2 separate regions of the Homo sapiens genome follow, and region 2 is linked to region 1. Evidence: chromatin loops called from intact Hi-C (ENCODE). Cell type or tissue: IMR-90. All regions are shown on one strand. Links, peaks and the distances in the headings refer to the core of each region. The heading gives the core; the rest is flanking DNA.

Region 1 (5,000 bases), core at 1-5,000:
CTATAAGAGCCCCCACAAGGGTGTGTTTGGCTCTCATTTAGTGCAAAAAATAAATAACAACAGGTAAACTGTTTTGAGAATATGAGGACATCAAGTCTCAAATTCAGGTAAATCATTCAATGTCTTAACATTGCAGAATTTCAGTTAAGTGGCTATATTATTGCAGCAGTCTCTCCTCTCCCCACAAAGATGTCCACATTCTAGTCCCTGGAACCTGTGACTAGGAGACCTTCTATGTTAAAAGGGACTTTGTAGATCCAGTTAAGGACCTTGAGATGAGGAGATAATCCTGGATGACCTGGGTAGGCCCAATATCATCACAAGGTTTCTTGTAAGGGAAGGAGGGAGGTAGGAGAGGCAGAGTTGGAGAGATTTGAAGATGCTGTGCTTATGGCTTTAGAAATCAAGGAAGGGGTCAGGAGCCAAGGAGTCTGGGCACCCTCCAGAAACTGGAAAAGGTAAGGAAATGGATTCTCCCCTGGAGCCTCTGGAGAGAGTGAGCATGGACATTTTGATTTTAGCTCAGTGAGACCCTTTTAGACTTAAGACCGCCAGAGCTGGAAGATGATAAACACATGCTGTTTTAAGCCACTACGCTGAAGGTCCTTTGTCAAATCAGCAACGGGAAATGAATACAGTGTGTGTCAACCTCCAACCTCATGGGTTGCCAAAGGTTTCCCTCCAATTTGACACCCAGGCTGGGACTTAAATATAAACAGGAGTTGGGCAGAGGACGAAGGTGAAAGCAGAGGATAGTAAAAACAACAGCAAGAACAATTCTGAGAGGGGCACAGAGCTGAAATGTGTCCCTATGGCGAGCCACAAGTAGGGCTAAGTCACATGGGGCCTTGTGATACATGCTGAGAAACCTGGGTCACATTGTCCTAAGTCCACAGACAGCCCCTGCCCCGGGGGTAATGAGGTGATCAGATGTGCCTTTGGGTGACATCACTCTAAGCGCTATGAGGTAGGTGGATTGTAGGGAGCTTGAATTGATATAGGCTGTGGGAAGCTCCTGGGTGAGAAATGGGGGTAGCCCCACCAAATGTATGTTCATTCTACTGAGCTAGACTGCCCATCTAGCCTATTTCTTTGTACTAATATTAGTTATATTCAATACTCTCCATAGCCCGGACCAGACTGTAAACTTATTAAAGATGGACTTATTCATCTTTGAGTTCCCCACTGAGTCTAGCACCATGGCTTCCTCGCAAATTGTGAGGGCTGAGGAAAGTCTTGCAGCATTGAGCTCTTCCACATCAATGTCTAAATTTGCCTACCACTTAAAATATGCCCAGTATCAGGTGCTCCTCTTAATTATTCATGCATAAGCTCAGAAGATTAATTACACACGTATTTGTCACAACAGTAAAAAGCTTGAGGAACTTATATCATCAGCGAGAACCGAGCGAACACGAATCTGAGTAGGTAGAAACATTTGCTAAAAAAAACTCAAGGCTATCCTACAAGTGGATTATTTCAGATGCTAAAAATAAAGGAACTAAAATAACCTTAAGTCAAAGGGTTACTTTGGCTGAAAAATTATTTTGAAGAAGAACAAATGAGGATGCCCTAAGGAAACTAAGAAAATTATTTTCTACCTTCCCATGGGAGCACCAGATAAAGACACACACCTTTTCATCATACCAGCACCATCAGACAACACAACCCAGTCTCTCATTTAGTGCAAAAAATAAATAACAACAGGTAAACTGATCTGAGAATATGATGACATCAAGTCTCCAATTCAGGTAAATTATTCAATGTCTTAACATGGCAGAATTTTAGTTAAGTATAAATGGCTGTACTAGTGCAGTATTTCCAAATCAGGTTAATTCTAAATCATACAATACATTTTTTAATTTGCTGATAATTGGAAACCAAGTCTACATAACTCCAAAGCTTAGGATTTGCCACAGCTCAAGAAAAGACTGCAGTAAAAAGGAAGAAGTGACACCCTGAAAGCCCTCTGCTTCAAAAACGAAACACAGTTATGGGAAGGAGGTAGCTTGTAATTCAAAGCTTATGAATCTGCTAGTTTAGGGGGAATTTTCCGACCTCATTTATACCTTGCATGGCTTAAGGTTCTGGTCCTGTTTAATCTCTGCAGTTTTTAAATCACTTTTCTAGTTCCCTGTAAATCAACCATATAAAGACAGGAAGATAGGTGGATTTCTGAATGATTGGCCTCAAATCTAGCTTCCCTTTGATAAGCAGCTCACAAAAGATCTGAAATGAGATTCTGATGTTTAACATTGCATAGTTTTGGAATTTTAAATGTGACTGAAATTCATTCTTGGGTATGAGGGTGTTAAATTGTTATTTCATTATTGTTCAAAGCTGCTAGAGTACGTAATGATTAACAAATATAATATTCTCCAACTACGGAATCCAGCTCTCACAGTCAGCAAATGATTGATCACTGTCTGGATAGCAGAAAACAGATTTTAAAACATAGATTGCATTAAATAAAGTACTTAATGAATAATTATTTGTATTACTTCTGGATAAATTGCTTGGAACTCAGAGCTTCCTCTTACTGTGAGAATTAAAAAAGAATTAAATTCCTATACCATTCCACTTAATAGAAACTGCATGCCCACATTTTAATTTATGTATCTATTTCTAAGTAGCAGTGAGGTAAGACTTGTTGCCCACATGTTCAAGGCCTTGAAAACAGGCCCCATGCTCTTCTCATGATCATAGAAAGAAGAAATATCCTTTGCTTGAAAGGAACAGAGCTGGAATCTTAAGGATAAATAAAAACTCAAGAGTAATATAAGTCATTTTATTTCCTTATTTCACTATCACCCAAAATAATCTTTTCCACAACCAGAGCACAGATCCCTAATAATTACATCTTAAGAGAAAAGTCCTAATCCTTTCTGTTTCCAAGCAAACGATTATTTCTCTGCAGTGTTAACTTAGTAGAGTCAATGCTGGTGTTTGCCTTTGGGTCTTAATTTCTTGATGAGGAACACAGCCTAAGTTACTACTTAATTACCTCTATTTTTTCTGGTGCTGTTAGCAGAACAGAAGCAACCAACGATCCCGCAGACGCCCCAGCGAAGGCTTTGACATCCTTCACAAGTTTTTTGCCATGTCTGCAAAGTGCAGATGCTGCCCCCAAGTGGTAAATGCCCAGAAATCCACACGCTGCAAATGATAGGTTGATGTGCTTCATTCTAGCTGTAGCACTGGCAATACAAAAAACAAAAATGCTGTAAGTTGGAATAGTTTATCCCACATACTGTGTAGTCTTATGTTGATCATCGTTCCAAGGCTTTCTTCTAACATCATTCTCTGTTTTAAGCACAGTGGTTTCAATTAATTCTAATTAAACACAAGAATCTTTCAAGGAAACCCTTTCTTTCCCTCCTCACCTTGACCCAAGTCTTATACATTAAAACAAAACAAAACAAAAACATTCCACATTTATTCGGTACATAGATTATGAATCTACGATTTAATTACTTGGCAGGAAACAGACGTATAAATTCCAGTTGACAAGGGCATTTGGTCTTTTCTCTTGACCCTTTGAAACGTTTTGCGGGTGGGGGCGGCACTACCATTATGAAACAGAAAATTATTAGAGACCGTATCAAATTCCAAATGAACAATACATTTGTTCTTGGTAAGTGTATCAGAAGATTTCAAATACAGTTCCCTACTCCCCTTCCCAATTTCTATTGTGAGCACCCATGCTTTTATGAACGCCAATACAATTACTCAGTAACGCAATAAGCAATCACTCAACAATGCAATACATTTCTTTGCCAAGTATCTCAACACAAACTGAGGTCATGCCTGGTGAAGGCAATTTAAGGCTCTATGAAATGTCAGCCACGCCACTTTATACTTGGAACACATCTAAATACAAAATTACATGTTTTCCTATGCCTCAGTGCGCACAATTTGCCCAAGTGAATGAAATTGTGCCTCCACAAGGCTGTCCATTCTGAAGGTCTCAGGGTTTCCTTGGGGGCCCAAGGGCCCCATTCAGGGACCCCAAGATGAGGCACATTACAGGGCCTCGAATTTAGGGACCTAAGACCGCCTGTTCCTGATGCACCCGGCCAGGCCCTGTGAGGGCAGGTGGCTCGGCCGCCGCAGGCTGCGCTGGCGTCCGCGTAGGCTGAGTCCCAGTCATCGATCCGGGGTCAAGCCCCAGTTTTGATTCCACTTCTGCAAATGGGGACGGGAAGGGGGTTGGGTGTGTAGCAACCAGGCGGCCAGGCCCAGCCAGCACAGGCTCAGTGCCCTCCCGCGGCTTGGAGGCCGGCAGGGCCGGGGTGGTCCCCGCATCAGTCCCGCAGGAGCACACCCTTGCTGGGCCCCAGGGCTCCGTACCAATGCAGCCCCGGGACACTTCCGTGTTGAACGAGTCCCTTTAACCAGATGGCGGGGCCGGGCCGTCACTCAACGCCATTCCGCCACCAAGGCCGCGCTACGCTCTCCGCGAGCCGGCCCAGGAAAGTCCTGCGGCAGGGGTTGGTACCGCCTCCCGCGCAGGTATGTGACGTCATCGCGCCGACGAAGGCGCCCGCTAGGCCCCGCCTGCTCTATTTAAACTTCTGGACTCAACCTGGCCGCTAGACCGGAGCGTCCTCCAGCGCAGGCAAGGATTCCTCGTTTAGAGTCATGTTATCTTCGAGTACCTAGAGAGACATTTTAACCCACACCCTAGAGAGGCGTTGTAATCCTTACGTGTCTTTTAACGCTACTTGGCCCTTACCTGCGAGCAACTGACCTTTAATAATCCTCATTTTCTGTGCCCCGGAAGTGCCTTACCCTCTTCGCGTCTGTTTCCCGGAAGTGGTTCTTCTCCCTCTCCACCCTTTCGCCCGCCTGGGCGGTCCAGCTGCCCCTAGGGGCCAACTCCAGCGGCTATTTTGGGGCTGGACATCCCGCAGCTTTTCAAGGCGTGCCTTTGGTTTTTTTAAGAAGTGCTATCTAAAGGAAAAGCTGGACTATGACTCTGGGGAACTTTCATATCCTCA
Region 2 (7,710 bases), core at 1,045-6,044, 850 kb before region 1:
ATTTGTGCCTGAGTGAACTTTTGGTCTGACTGTCACACTAGGCAGAGCTGCCTCCCCCAACATTGCACTGTAGAGATGGTCCAGCGTACAGCAGAGTTGAAAGAATTTCACAGAACACCTGTATCCCTAAGTCACCACCCAGAATGTACTCTCTATTTTTTTTTTTTCCTTTGAGACAGAGTCTTGCTCTGTCACCCAGGCTGGAGGGCAGTGGCATGATCTCGGCTCACTGAAACTTCCACCTCCTAGGCTCAGGTGATTCTCCCACCTCAGCCTCCTAAGTAGCTGAGACTACAGGCAGGCGCCACCACACCTGGCAAATTTATCATCATCATCATTATTATATTTTGTAGAGACACGGTTTCACTATGTTTCCCAGGCTAGTCTTTAACTCCTGAGCTCAAGTGATCCTCCCACCTTGGACTCCCAAAGTGCTGGGATTACAGGCATGAACCACCACCTGTAAGACTGTATTCTTAACAAGGTGATAGCATAATAGTTTGGGCTATGAGTAGAAATGTCTAAAGGCTGGTTGAAATGAGCCCAGTCTACCTATTTATGTGGACTTAGCCCTTATTCATTAAGAAATATGCAGGTTTCCACGAAAAAGAGTAGAATCTACCACGTCCCTTGTTTATTAATTGTGAATATTATCTCACAACTTCAACCCTGGTATTATACAAAAAAAGACAGATACCGAATATACACAAAACTTAGGCTGGCAAAATGAGTCTACTCTATCTGTTTATGCAGTTTAACATGTATAACTTTCTTGAAAATAGAACAGAAAAACAAAAACAAAAATAATTTTTTTAAAACCTGAAATTCAGCTCCTAAAACAACACTAACAAGTACAAGAAAACTAAAACACGCAAAGTAGTGATGGCTAGGCTGTAAAAAATTGATTTCCAGCCGGAACAGTGGCTCACTCCTGTAATCCCAGCACTTTGGGAGGCCGAGGTGGGCAGATCACCTGAAGTCAGGAATTCAAGACCAGCCTGGCCAACATGGTGAAACCCCATCTCTACTAAAAATAAAAAAATTAGCCGGGCGTGGTGGCGTGTGCCTGTAATCCCAGCTACTTGGGAGGCTGAGACAGGAGAATCACTTGAACCCAGGAGACAGAGGTTGCAGTGAGCCGAGATCGTGCCACTGCACTCCAGCCTATGCAACAGAGCAAGACTGTGTCTCAAAAAAAAAAAAAAAAAACAAAACTGATTTCCGATTTCTGGTTTTACTTGTAATAAATATCAACCCTAGAAGTGATATGTAAGCAATGCCATCATTTTTGTTTCACAACAATGATGGCATTTTTGTGGCTGGGAACAGAGAGCCCTGGGGTGCCTCCCAGCTTGGTCGCTCAAGTCCCCACCAAGCAATGAGTGTGCTCACACTCGCAAGTCTCAGGACCTGGCGTTCGGCACATGGAGGCCCTCTACCCACTGGGTCTCTGGCCTTCAGGGGATGTGTTGGCAGATGTCGCACCCTGCCTGGCACACAGTGGGCGGGTGCTTTCACTCGATGGGTGCTCATTATCCTGAAGGTGGTTTCTGGGGGGCTTCTGAAGGTGGCCTTATGTTTGCTTGATATTTTTTAGAACAAAATAATGATACATGAATAACTTAGAAAATATTCTCAGTGAAAACTTGATTCTTTAATGTCAGCTCTGTTGGACACTTTCTCCTAGTAAGATGGGAATTAATATTTAACATAATTAATAACCCTTTGATCCTACTTGTTTTTGACTACTTTCCTATGACTACTACTACTACTATGCCTAATTAACCTGGTGACACCTATGGCATGATCAATTCCCTAAGGCAATTCCCTAAGAGATTCAGAAGTCTCTTCAGTGACTGATGATTTAATGGAATGCCCTTGAACTCTGGAGGCATGCTGCTCCTGTGAGCTCACACCCACACTGCGGGCAAGAAGCAGCAGCAGGGCCTGACTGAAGAGCTCCAAGATCGTCCACACGGCCCCTGGCCACTGCCTCCTGTATTCCTGACACAAATGCCAAGTACAAAACCAGGGCTGCTTCCCTGACAGGAGCTTGGGAAAAACTTCCTTTAGTATTACAATATGCACATCACAGGAGGAAGACCCACAATGTGTCACTGTCTCTAAGTAAGAAGCATGAGAGGAAACATTTCATTTCTGCAAGAGAAATATATCTGTAAGTAAATGTAGATTAATAATAAGGAAAATGTTTAGAACTTTCTAAAAGCTAAATGACTTTTAAAAAATGCAACTGCTCATTTTTCTTTGACAAGTCTAAAACAAACATTGTCAATGAGAACACCAAGATGTTAAAACACAATTCATTCCATGGGCCTCTTTGCAGGGTACCTTGTGAGAGAAATTCCTCCTCATGAGGGCCCTTGCTCTGTGGGTTTCACCATAACTGGTCCCATGCAATGGCAGCATGTGGTTTCCACATACACTTTGCTTCCATATACATTTTAAAACATGGCTAATTTTTTGTGGAGACAGGGTCTGGCTATGTTGACCTGGCTGGTCTCAAGCTACTGGGCTCAAGCATCCTCCTGCCTCAGCATCCCAAAGTGCTGGGATTACAGGTGTGAGCTGCCACACCCGGCTGCGCATGGTGGTGTGTGCCTATGGTCCCAGCTACTTGGGAGGCAGAGGCAGAAGGATTGCTGACGCCCAGGAAATGGAGGTTGCAGTGAACTACGATTGTGCTACCACCGCCTATGGCCTGGACAACAAAGGGGACCCTATCTGAAAAACAAAAGGAAAACAAAACCAAAACCAAAAAACCCCACATGAAACACCATGTTTCCATTAACAGAGTACCTTGCAAAACAAGGACTGCCTGTACTTGAAATTCCGTTTAATTGCCTTAGCTATAGGAACAGCTCATGTTAACAAGGCAAATATTTCACCTTGTCTTTATCAGTTTGTAAATACAGAACTGAATGCAAGTGCCAACATACTCTGATCGCTTCTGGGACATGGTTATGGAGTGCAGCACCTTCACTTTTCTAGTGAACAATAACTCAGGTTAAACAACAACAACAAAAATGGTGTTTCTGGGAAGAAGGCTTTATAGCCTGAAGCTATGGAATAATTCTTCCACAAGGGGGAAATTCTAAGGAAAAATGAACATGTTGCAGAGGAATTTGTAACAGGGTGCCAAGCATGCAGACATACACATGTCCAGACATAAGAAGCAGATACATGTTCCCACTGGGAGCTGTTCCAGCCGCACCTGGAGGCTCAGCCTTGACTCTCTGACTTACTAGCTGGGAGGTCTCAGGCACGTCCCACGTTAAGCAATTGCAGTCAAGTTGAATTCAATAATGAGACTTAAATCAAGAATGAGATTTCAATCAGCCCAGGTATGTGTGTTGCTAAGAATGCCCCACTGTCTTTCAATGACTGTTTATAGCTATGGCATCATAAAAACTACACACCTGGTTTTTGTCCCCAGTTCATGACATGGAGCTCCTAAAACACTTGGAATTTCTGAGTCATTAATAAGCCATTTTCAACCTAATAAGATGCCTCTAGTGGACCCAGGATAGCTTTAGGACAGGGTCTGGACATCAGAAAGACCAAATATGCGATTAGAAGATTAGGTCTGGGCACGGTGGCTCACGCCTGTAATCCCAGCACTTTGGGAGGCTGAGGCGGGTGGATCACGAGGTCAGGAGTTCAAGACCAGCCTGGCCAACATGATGAGACCCTGTCTCTACTAAAAATAGAAAAATTAGCCAGGCGTGATGGCACACGCCTGTAATCCCAGGTACTCAGGAGGGTGAGGCAGGAGAATCGCTTGAACCCGGGAGGTGGAGGTTGCAGTGAGCCGAGATCATGCCACTGCACTCCAACCTGGGCAACAGAACGAGACTCCATCTCAAAACAAACAAACAAACAAACAAACAAGACTGGAACTTTCAGCCCTCCCCCTCATCTCCAGGGAGGGCACCTTGGCCTGGATTGAGTTCAATGAGCAATCGTCAGTGATGTCATCACTCACACCTACGTAAGAAAGCTCCATAAAAACCTCTACATAAGGGGCCTGGGGAGCTTTGAGTTTGGTGAGCACATGGAGGTGCTGGGAGGGTCAGGTGCCCAGAGAGGGCAGGGGAGCATTGCAACCACCCGCCATACATTGGCCAATGCCTTGCTTCCATTTGGCTGTCCCTGAGTTTTATCCTTCATAACAAAGCAGCAAGTGTATGAAAGTGTTTTCCTGAGCTCTGTCAGTCATGTTAGGGGATTATTAGACCTGAAGAGAGGATTGCAGGAACCCCCAATTTGTAGCCAATCAGAAGTACAGGTGGCCCCTGGAACGTGCAATGGGCGTCTTGTGGGACTGGGGCCTTAACCTTCGGGGTCTGGGCTAACCGTAGGAGTCAGTGTCAGAACTGAACTGAATTGCTGGATGCCCACTTAGCTTCAGAGAATCAGAGGCCTGTGTACTGAGGCACAGGTTCCGGCTGCCTCTATAGGCTCAAGGTAGTAAGTTGCACCCTGGGCAAAAAACAAAACAAAACAAAACAACAACAACAAAAAACAGGTCTTTCAAGACTACTCCGGTAGCTCCGCTTTATTGGGAAGGTTTCTGAGTAATTTCCCTGAGCTCGTGATTGGTGTCACTGGTTAGTAATGAGAGGTGAGGCCTGAAAAAGACCTCTCACTGAAAGGCTCTTCCCCACAAACCACAAAAGTCCTCACATGCAGGAACCCAGGGGAAGCAGGCATTTGCAGAGACTCCCCGACGGATGCCCTCCCCAGCTGCTTACACTTACATCGCCAGCGGGAGCCCCCCTTTCAAGGGTGACTTCCTGTGATTCTGGAATCTGTACCTGCAGATCGTTCAGGCCAAGGACTCCATCTTGGCAGTCACAGAACGGTCAGAGGAATCTGGAGCCAGGCCCAGCCACCACAAGCGGTCGGCTCTCTAAACGCTCTGCCCAGGTCACCTGAGGAGGAGCCTTATTTAACAAGAAGAGGGAGCCAGGGGCCGTCTCCACTGCATACCCTGCATGGTCAAGCAGCCGTGGTGCGGGACAGGGGGTGCCACGGCATACAAGCCCACCAGCTGCCACTTTCCAATGGAGAAATGGATGGAAGTCCAAAAACTTGGCGATAAAAACCCAGCGTCACTACACAAGCAAAAACTGCAGCAACCAACGAGCACTCTATAAGCAGTTGGGGAGGGGAAGTGAGTTTTAGTGATTTACATCTGAACTGCAGTGAATACTCACCTTAAAGCCTGCACCTAGACAATAAGACTGTTTTAAGCCCCACATCATTAAAACCGCCGCTTCCCTGGAAAATGTCTGAATAGGCCTTGTTCTGGCACTGTAAGCTTCTCAGATTGTCCCTGAGACCCAGTGGATTCTGGCTGAGTCTCCCTGGCCTGGTGACTTAGGTGCGGCCACGATTCCTCACAAAATCTTCCAACCAGACCATCTCCCTGCCCACATACCCAAGTTCTAGGGAGCATTGCAAAGTGGCCTTCAACAGCACAAACCACAACTTTTCACATTTAGCAAACACTACATGGATATTATTTGGTGGAACATGGTTGTGGAACACGGCCCGTGTCACCGGCACCCACTTACCTTCTCCATAGCAGGAGGGGGAGAGAACCTCTTGGCACAAGCTAGGAAGATGTCCGGGTCTGGCTTGCCATGCTGCACTTCGGGGTCATCTCCCAGCACAATGTGGGAAAACAAGCTGAAGAACTCCTTGTGGCGGCTTGTCTTCATATCGAACGACGCGGACCCCGAGCTGGTGGCCAGTGCAAAGGGGATGCCATGTTTCCGCAGGTGGATGATGAGTTTCTCCGCCCCTGGGGAGGAGGAGGGAAGGACTGAGGTGAGGGGCGAGGCCTCCACCATAAGACCTTCTTGCAGGGACAGTCCCTCCAGCTGTGTGGCAGCACACTCTCAGGCTGCTCCTTTTGAGGAATTTCTGACCTAGGACAGATTGTCTAAAAGCGGTTGTCAGCTCCACAACATCCCTGCTCAAATAAAACAAACCAAAAAATCAAAAAAGCTATTGGCGGTTGAGCGATACGTTTCCCAAAGGAACAGAAGAAGAGCGCACTGGGAGGCACTGCTGCTTTGCCTGCTGGGCCTCCTTATGAAACGTGGAGAAGGGCAGAGAGCAGGCCCAGGAGGTGACTGGACCTGGGATCTGGCCAGGGCACCGGGGAAGGCCCTTCAGCAGGGCCTCGCTGAACCATACTTTTTTTTCCAGAGCAGTAAATACACAAGGACTATGCTTTTGGTGTTTTCTGCAAAAATGCTGTATTCTACAGAAAACACTTCAATCATTCTTCACCCTGCTAAGGAGAGGAAATTACACAAAGGCGTCCACCAGATGCTGAAGAAGGCTGTGGCTGAGGGACTGCTGCAGCGCTACTTAACAAGGGATCAGGGGACAAAAGAAAGCTGCTGAACACAGCTGATCAACAGCAACGTGCCATATGAAAAGAGCATCCTCACACTGTCATTAGCCACACGGATTAACTACAGGGACCACACAGGTCCATGGAGGTCATCATAGAGCCAATCATGAGAGGACTAGTTATCAGAAAGAATCAAAAATACCAGGAGTCCTTCCTACCTTTAACTTATGCGACTAGCACAACAGGAACATCTAAATCCACACAAGGTGTGACGGTTTGCCTAAAATTTCATTTTATTTTTCAGACAGGGTCTCACTCTGTTGCCCAGGCTGGAGTGCAATGGCTGATCTTGGCTCACTGCAACCTCGGCCTCCCAGGTTCAAGCGATTCTCCTGCCTCAGCCTCCAGAGTAGCTGGGACTACAGGCATGTGCCACCACGCCCAGCTAATTTTTGTATTTTTAGTAGAGATGGGGTTTCACCATGTTGGCCAGGCTGGTCTCAAACTCCTGACCTCAGGTGATTCGCCTGCCTCAGCCTCTCAAAGTACTGGGATTACAGGCATGAGCTACCACGCCTGGCCTAAAATTATTTTAAATAATTGTATAATCATGCCTATTTTAATAATGTCATGATTTAATGTCCCTACTTTGTCAATTGTTACACAAAACAATCAACAGACTCATTTTTTCCGAACACCTACAGTCATTCAGGATAAGGTAACAGATATCTGGAGCACCTGACCCTCTAAAGATTTTTAAAAGGAAGGCATGGACAGATCATAATGTAGTTCCAGGACAAAGTTAAATAAAGCAAATGAAATCAAGCAAAATCTAGCACTCCACTGGGTGTAGAATTCATAGTGTCTAACATTCAATCAAAAATTACCATGCTGCAAAGAAGCAAATACCACCCACAATCAGGAGAAATAGACACAGAAATGATAGAGACAGATGGAATTAGCAGATCATGACCTTATGTAACGGCTTTATAAGTATTATAAACACACCTAAGATAGACACTATCAGAATAAAAAAGAAAAACAAAAGACCCAACTACATGTTGTCTACAGAAACCTACTTTAAATATAACTACACAGATAGATTGAAGATAAAAGGATAGAAAACTACATACCACATAACTATTGCTCAAAAGAGAGCCAGGTTACTTACATTAATAACAAACAAGCCTTTAGAACAATGAATGACTATCATCAGGGATAAATAGGGACATTTCATAATGACAAATAGATCAGTTCATCAATAAGACATAATTCTAAATGTGTAAACATCAAATAGCAGAGCTTCAGAATGCATAAAGCAA

The links. Hi-C counts contacts between places; a loop is a spot of excess contacts. Peaks named below come from ENCODE experiments on the same cell type or tissue, not always from the same donor. Only the 100,000 strongest peaks of a DNase experiment are listed, where the experiment ranks them.
Region 2: it touches region 1 in a loop (5-fold over the local background); 8 of 110 quality-filtered maps call a loop at or near these places.

The regions. Positions count from the first base shown.
Region 1 is chrX:7,922,936-7,927,935 of GRCh38, forward strand. PNPLA4 (patatin like domain 4, phospholipase and triacylglycerol lipase) reads right to left here and starts at 4,478. Exons shown (of 7, transcript NM_004650.3): 1 at 4,351-4,478; 2 at 3,005-3,197. The coding sequence starts at 3,184. LOC107985675 (a long non-coding RNA gene) reads left to right here and starts at 4,565. Exons shown (of 5, transcript XR_001755784.2): 1 at 4,565-5,000. RefSeq lists a silencer at 2,913-3,207 and enhancers at 3,184-3,233, 3,896-4,125, 4,356-4,595, 4,616-4,665. In IMR-90, for the core only: a CTCF peak has its summit at 3,124 (motif pointing left); DNase peaks (open chromatin) are centred at 3,126 and 4,516; H3K4me3 peaks cover 1,178 bases; H3K27ac peaks cover 358 bases.
Region 2 is chrX:7,071,623-7,079,332 of GRCh38, forward strand. It overlaps PUDP (pseudouridine 5'-phosphatase), which reads right to left. Exons shown (of 4, transcript NM_012080.5): 3 at 5,598-5,827. Among named protein-coding and RNA genes, the nearest start is that of STS, 72 kb to the right of the region's middle. In IMR-90, for the core only: no CTCF peak of the experiment used is centred there; no DNase peak of the experiment used is centred there.